2 separate regions of the Homo sapiens genome follow, and region 1 is linked to region 2. A link is an interaction called in ENCODE POLR2A ChIA-PET data of the cell type or tissue named here. Cell type or tissue: OCI-LY7. All regions are shown on one strand. Links, peaks and the distances in the headings refer to the core of each region. The heading gives the core; the rest is flanking DNA.

The links. Peaks named below come from ENCODE experiments on the same cell type or tissue, not always from the same donor. Only the 100,000 strongest peaks of a DNase experiment are listed, where the experiment ranks them.
Region 1: POLR2A ChIA-PET joins it to region 2 with 5 read pairs; 4 of 35 experiments call an interaction of 5 or more read pairs at or near these places.

Annotation. Positions count from the first base shown.
Region 1 is chr11:443,598-446,503 of GRCh38, forward strand. No RefSeq gene overlaps it. Among named protein-coding and RNA genes, the nearest start is that of ANO9, 3.0 kb to the left of the region's middle. In OCI-LY7, for the core only: no CTCF peak of the experiment used is centred there; no DNase peak of the experiment used is centred there.
Region 2 is chr11:329,313-332,218 of GRCh38, forward strand. It overlaps IFITM3-AS1 (IFITM3 antisense RNA 1), which reads left to right. Exons shown (of 5, transcript XR_007062540.1): 3 at 671-2,030; 4 at 2,556-2,717. Among named protein-coding and RNA genes, the nearest start is that of IFITM3, 9.9 kb to the left of the region's middle. RefSeq lists an enhancer at 1,835-1,934. In OCI-LY7, for the core only: CTCF peaks have their summits at 772 and 1,010; DNase peaks (open chromatin) are centred at 329, 1,259, 1,839 and 2,209; H3K4me3 peaks cover 1,558 bases; H3K27ac peaks cover 2,500 bases.

The DNA.
Region 1 (2,906 bases), core at 243-2,742, 110 kb after region 2:
CATCAGAGACCCAGAATGCCTTCAGCTTGTTGCTCTGCCACCTTAAATACATGGTCCCAGCACCTGGTCCAAAATGACTGCTCAAGCTCCAGTCATCACATCCACGTTCCAGCCAGTGGGAAGAGGAAAGGGCGAAGGAGGGAACCTCACCCTTCACATGGTTAGTCACGTGACCACACTCTATGGCAAGGAAGCCTGGGGCATGTGAGCTCTTTTCCCATGGAAGAAAGCAGGGTAAGCGGGAGAGGGAACATCCGGCAGTCTCACCAGGGGGTCACAGCTGCCAAGTTAGATCTAGTTCAGAAACAGAATGTGCAAGGCTTGTTGAGTATGGGAGGAACTCACACGCAAGATCCACGTTCCCAGCCCCTGCACCGTCCGTGACGGGTGTCGCTCCCCAGTCCCCAGCTCAGCCCGCTCAGGGGTCTCTGTGCTCATGTTTTCACACTGTGTTAAAACAATCTTCGGCTGGGTGCGGTGGCTCATGCCTGTAATCCCAGAGCTTTGGGAGGCAGAGGTGGGTGGATCACGAGGTGAGGAGTTCAAGACCAGCCTGGCCAAGATGGTGAAACCCCATTTGTACTAAAAATACAAAAAATTAGCCAGGCGTGGTGACAGGCGCCTGTAATCCCAGCTACTCAGGAGGCTGAGGGAGGAGAATCATTTGAACCCGGAGGGTGGAGGTTGCAGTGAGCCAAGATCGTGCCACTGCACTCCAGCCTGGGTGACAGAGTGAAACTCCGTCTCAAAATAAATAAATCAATAAATAAATAATAAAACAATCTCCACGTTTTCAGTGTGTTAAAACAATCTGCTAGCAGGTCATGTGAGTTACTCAGGCGCCACTTCAAGTGTCCACACAGCTGCTGTGCTCTCTTTCAATGACTTTTTCAGCATTCCCAGTTGCGTTGCAGAAACACTGTTCCTCCTCCCCCCACACCTTCCGTGGGCGTCACCAGAGGAATCCTCAGTCACTTCCAGAGTCCTGGCTGTAAAGCCAGCATATCCAGCTTCAGGGGAGAGAGCTCAGCGAGGCGGCTGCATTGGCCGCTGGCCTCACCCAGCGTGGAAGTTCCCTTACGATCAGTGAAGGGTGGAGAGGGAGGGGGACCCCACCCAGTCCTATCTGGACAGAAAACCAGTACAGCCCTTTCAGAAAGCAATTCAGCTATAATACGTATTAAGAGCCTTAAAATTGTTTAGACTTTGGTTCATTAATCTAACTTTTTGTAAACTGTTCTAAAAAAATGCAAAATAATGAAAATATGTATATATGTCATTTGCAGCAAAAATTGTAAACCACCAATGTTCAACAATAGGAAAATATCAGCGAAAACATGGTATTCATATTTATATGCTGATTAAGCAGACATTAGAAGTTATACTTTCAAAGAGTTTTTGAGAACATAGGAAAATGCTTATGTTATACTGCTAAGTAAAAAAAACAGACTACAAACATATAAAAATTTTTCCTAGATTAAAAGAGATTTATTTATTCTTTTTATTTTTTGAGACGGAGTCTTGCTCTGTTGCTCAGGCTGGAGTGCAGTGGCAGGATCTCGGCTCACCACAACCTCCGCCTCCTGGGTTCGAATGATTCTCCTGCCTCAGCCTCCCAAGTAGCTGGGATTACAGGCATGCACCACCACGCCCGGCTAATTTTGTATTTTTTGTAGAGACGGGGTTTCACCATGTTGGTCAGGCTAGTCTTGAACTCCCGGCCTCAGGTGATCCGCCCGCCTCGGCCTCCCAAAGCGCTGGGATAACAGGCATGAGCCACTGCACTTGGCGGAGATTAATTTTTTTTTAATGTTCTTTTACTTTAAGTTCCAGGATACGTGTGCAAAACGTGCAGGTTTGTTACACAGGTAAACGTGTGCCATGGTGGTTTGATGCTCCTATCACAAACATGTATAAAATGTTTATGTAAACGTAGCTAAGGGGCATTAAAATATGGGAAGAGTAGACTGATATTTGATACTTACATTTGCTTAACAATGTGAACTAAGGATGGGGTATTATGCTTTTCTTCATTATGTTTGTTTTCAAATATTCTAACACAAACACATCACACTTTAATAAACTTATTAAATTTGCTTTATTTTTCCACATTCAAGTCTATTATTATAAACTTTATTTCCCCCAGACTCAGCTTGACTCTTGGCTTCCGGGTTTGAGTGCAGCTCCTGAAGAGGCAAGAGTTTGGCCTGGACGTCCTGGCAGGTGGCCCTGCCCTGCCTTGGCAGAGAACTTTGGTCGAGGTTCCCCGTGGGCCTCCTGCTCTTCCTCTGTGGACCCTGGACCCTGTTCCTCTGCCTTTCCTCCTCCCACTTCAGAAGACCCCGTCCACCAGACCGCCTCCCCCTGAGGCCCAACATGCAGCAGAGGCAGCTCCTCCGTCCCTGCAGCCTCCTTTTAACTGTGGGATATGGCAGCCACCCGTGGAGCGGTCCGGGTGACAAAGCCAGCGAGAGCTAGGGAGCGCCCAGGTGAAATCCCACAGGCAGGTGTGAGCACCAATTGTCATTACCTTTGCCCTGGGCCCCTCAGAGACCTGTCCTCCCCCCCCGCCCCCAACAGCCTCCTGGGCGCGGCCACAGACACAGACACAGTGTCTGGACGAGCAGACTCGTCCAGGCACTGCTCAGAGGCAGCCCCTCTGGGTCAGCTGGAGTCGGTGCCTCTGAGAACCTGCCCCTGTACTCTCTCTGGGCTGGTCTCAGGCACCCTGCTGGCTCCAGCCTCTCTTGGCTGACAGTGCTTGGCAGGCGACCCCCAGCCTGAAGCCCCTGCAGGGGAGACCCTCTCCCAGCTGGGCCTCTGCCCTTGAGGACCACCTGAAGCCATCCTTGCCTGCCACACCAGGGTGGCATTGGGGTGGGGACCCAAACCCCTCCCGTCCTCAT
Region 2 (2,906 bases), core at 311-2,810:
AGAAACAGGATATACTAGGCCCCTGCTTGGATAGCTGATGCCTTCTTGTCAGCCTTCTCCCTCCCCTTCTCCCTCCACTTAGTTGCCCTTACCCAAACCAGGGAAGTTTCGTCTAAGATAAAAGTTTACTAGCCTGCAAAATAGCTCGGTTTGTCTGTCCTTATCAGCCTGCCCAGCTACTTAGCTCATAAGTCAAATACGCAGAGCCCCTGGGCTGACTGGGATTGCAATGCATTGTGGGCTGCAACAAAATGCAGCAGGACAACCCAAAAGAAGACACCTAAAGCTGCTGCCCAACAACCAATGGGAAGACTGTGACCCCACAGTACTCAGCCTATGAGGATGCAGGGGAGGGGCCTGTGCACTGGGAGATAAATCGCTGGTTGTGACTGTGCTGTGAGTGCCTGCCCATCAGATAGATACCTGATCTTGCAAGACCGTCATCAAAAGTCTCACTTTTGCTGTCTTCTGCGTTTCTAAATCCATTCTTTGGGTTCGGGCGAGTGAGTTTGTTTCTCACAGTAAGCTCTAGAACTTTGTGACTTAGCAGTTTAAGGAAAAAGCAAGTCTCTGTGGGGTCTCTCAATGGCCAAAAAATAGAGTGAGGAATAAATAGAGTTTTGTTTTGTTTTGTTTTGGTTTGTGGGTTTTGTTTCTTTGTTTGAAACAGGGTCTCACTCTGTCACCCAGGCTGAAGTGCAGTGGCACCATCACAGATCACTGCAGACTCCACCTCCTGGGCTCAAGCAATCCTCCTGTCTCAGCCTCCCGAGTAGCTGGAACTCCCAAGTAACACACACATTAGCATGCCCAGCTAATGTTTAAATTAGGGTTTTAATTCACAGAGAAATAAAGAGCATCTGAGCATTCATCTTCCACAAAAGCAATCTGAAATTGTCTCTGTAAGTGGGCGCCCTGTCTTTCTGCAGGCTCAGAGTGGAGAATGAGGTTGCATCTCAGGATGGCCACAGCGCCTTCCTTCCCAAGCCCTTTCTTCAGCAGCCGTGGTGGGAGCTGCAGCCGAAAAGCCCCTTTGGAGTTGCAGCTAGAGGGTGCCTTCCAGGAGCTGCTGGGCCAGCTTCACCAATGCCTGCAGACGGTCAGGACAGATTCAGAGAAGCTCTGGGTCAGAACGAGGGTGAAAAGCCCCTTCCTCGAGCTTCCGGTCGAACAGCCCCATGGGGGTGCCCTGACCTTCTTGCTCTAATGCAGCTGCTGTTCCCCGGGGCAGCGACTCCCCTTCTCTCCCTCCCAAGTGCGGCCCTGCCCTCTTCACAGGCACACACCCCACAGCACGTGCAGTGCCTCAAGGCGCCCGAGGTGCACGGGGAGGCCCATCAGTGCTGTTCCCCAAGCCTCCAGCTTTCTTGCTGGAATCTTTCTTTCCCACCCCTTTGCAGCTTGGCATGAGCTTGTCACTTGAGGTGGCCAGTGAGATGTTGTGGGCATGAGAGGTGGTGCCAAGAGATCAGGCGTGACTCCACCTCCCGTTCCCACCTCGGAGGCCTGGCAGCACACGCTGGGGGCTCCCCAACCTGGGCGGCTGGGCGAGGACGAGGCGCAGACCCCACACCTGCCACAGGCCCACACTGGAGGGAGTCAGCGGCTGAGGGTCGGGCCGTTCGTTACCACCGCACAGCCTGGCTCATCCTGGCTGACTCGGGGCAGTGCTGCCCGGGCCAGGCGGAGCAGGGAGGACGTGGTGGGGTGTTTGGAAGGCGGAGCAAGAACCTAATAAATGTGAGCCCTGGACTCTGAGGCCGGGCAGCGAATGTTCTGCGGGTGCTGTCTGCGGCCGGATGTGGGTTTTGGCATCATGAGCTCAGGAGAGAACTGGCCGGTGGGTGAGCAGGTGCGAAAGGAAACCGAGAAAACCCGGGGGGTACTTTGTGGGTTAAAAGAGGCAACTGCCTTTCCATCCTGACCAGCAGAAGGGAAGACTGCAGAGACCCTCGAATGTCGATCTCAGCGGTTGCGGCTAGGATGGAATCAAGAGCAGGCCACCGCACCCACCGCTGACAAATCTCCAGGTAGGGTCCGGCCAAGGGAATGGCCCAGGAAAGCCCTTTTATTGCACCAAATGCTCCAAGAAAAAGAGACTAAGGGAGTGATTCATGGTCTCAAGCCTGACCTGATGCCACGTTTTGTGCAGAGAGATTCTAGGGGGAGGGGGCAGTGGGGGCTGAGGACGGCCAAGGAAGGAAATGCAGCAAAGCCAAGAGCAGGGAGGACGAGCAGGTGTGACTCTGGAACAGGGACCTGACTAAATCAGACTGAAGTTTAAAAAGCTGATTTACGCCGGGTGCTGTGGCTCACGCCTGTAATCTCAGCACTTTGGGAAGTTGAGGCGGGCGGATCACTTGAGCCCAGGAGTTCACGACCAGCCTGGGCAACATGGTGAGACCCTGTCTCTACAAAAAGTATGAAAAAATAGCCAGTGGTGGTGGTGCATGCCTGTGGTCCCACCCACTCGGGAGACCGAGGTGGGAGGATCGCTCGAGCCCAGGAGGTCGAGGCTGCACTGAGTGTTGATTGGTCACGTCGCTGCACTCCAGCCTGGGTGACAGAGCCAGACCCTGCTGTCAGGCCTCCGAGCCCAAGCCTGGACGTGTACATCCAGATGGCCTGAGGCAACTGAAGAACCACAAGAGAAGTGAAAATGGCCAGTTCCTGCCTTAACTGACGACATTGCCTCATGAAATTCCTTCTCCTGGACAGTGAGTCTCAGAAGTTCCCCCACCCAGCACCCTGTGACCCCTGCCCCTGCCCGCCAGAGAACAAACCTCTTTGACTGCAATTTTCTGCTACCCACCCAGATCCTATAAAATGGCTCCACCCCATCTCCCTTTGCTGACCACCTGCACCCAGGTGATTAAAAAGCTTTATTGCTGGCCAGGTGCGGTGGC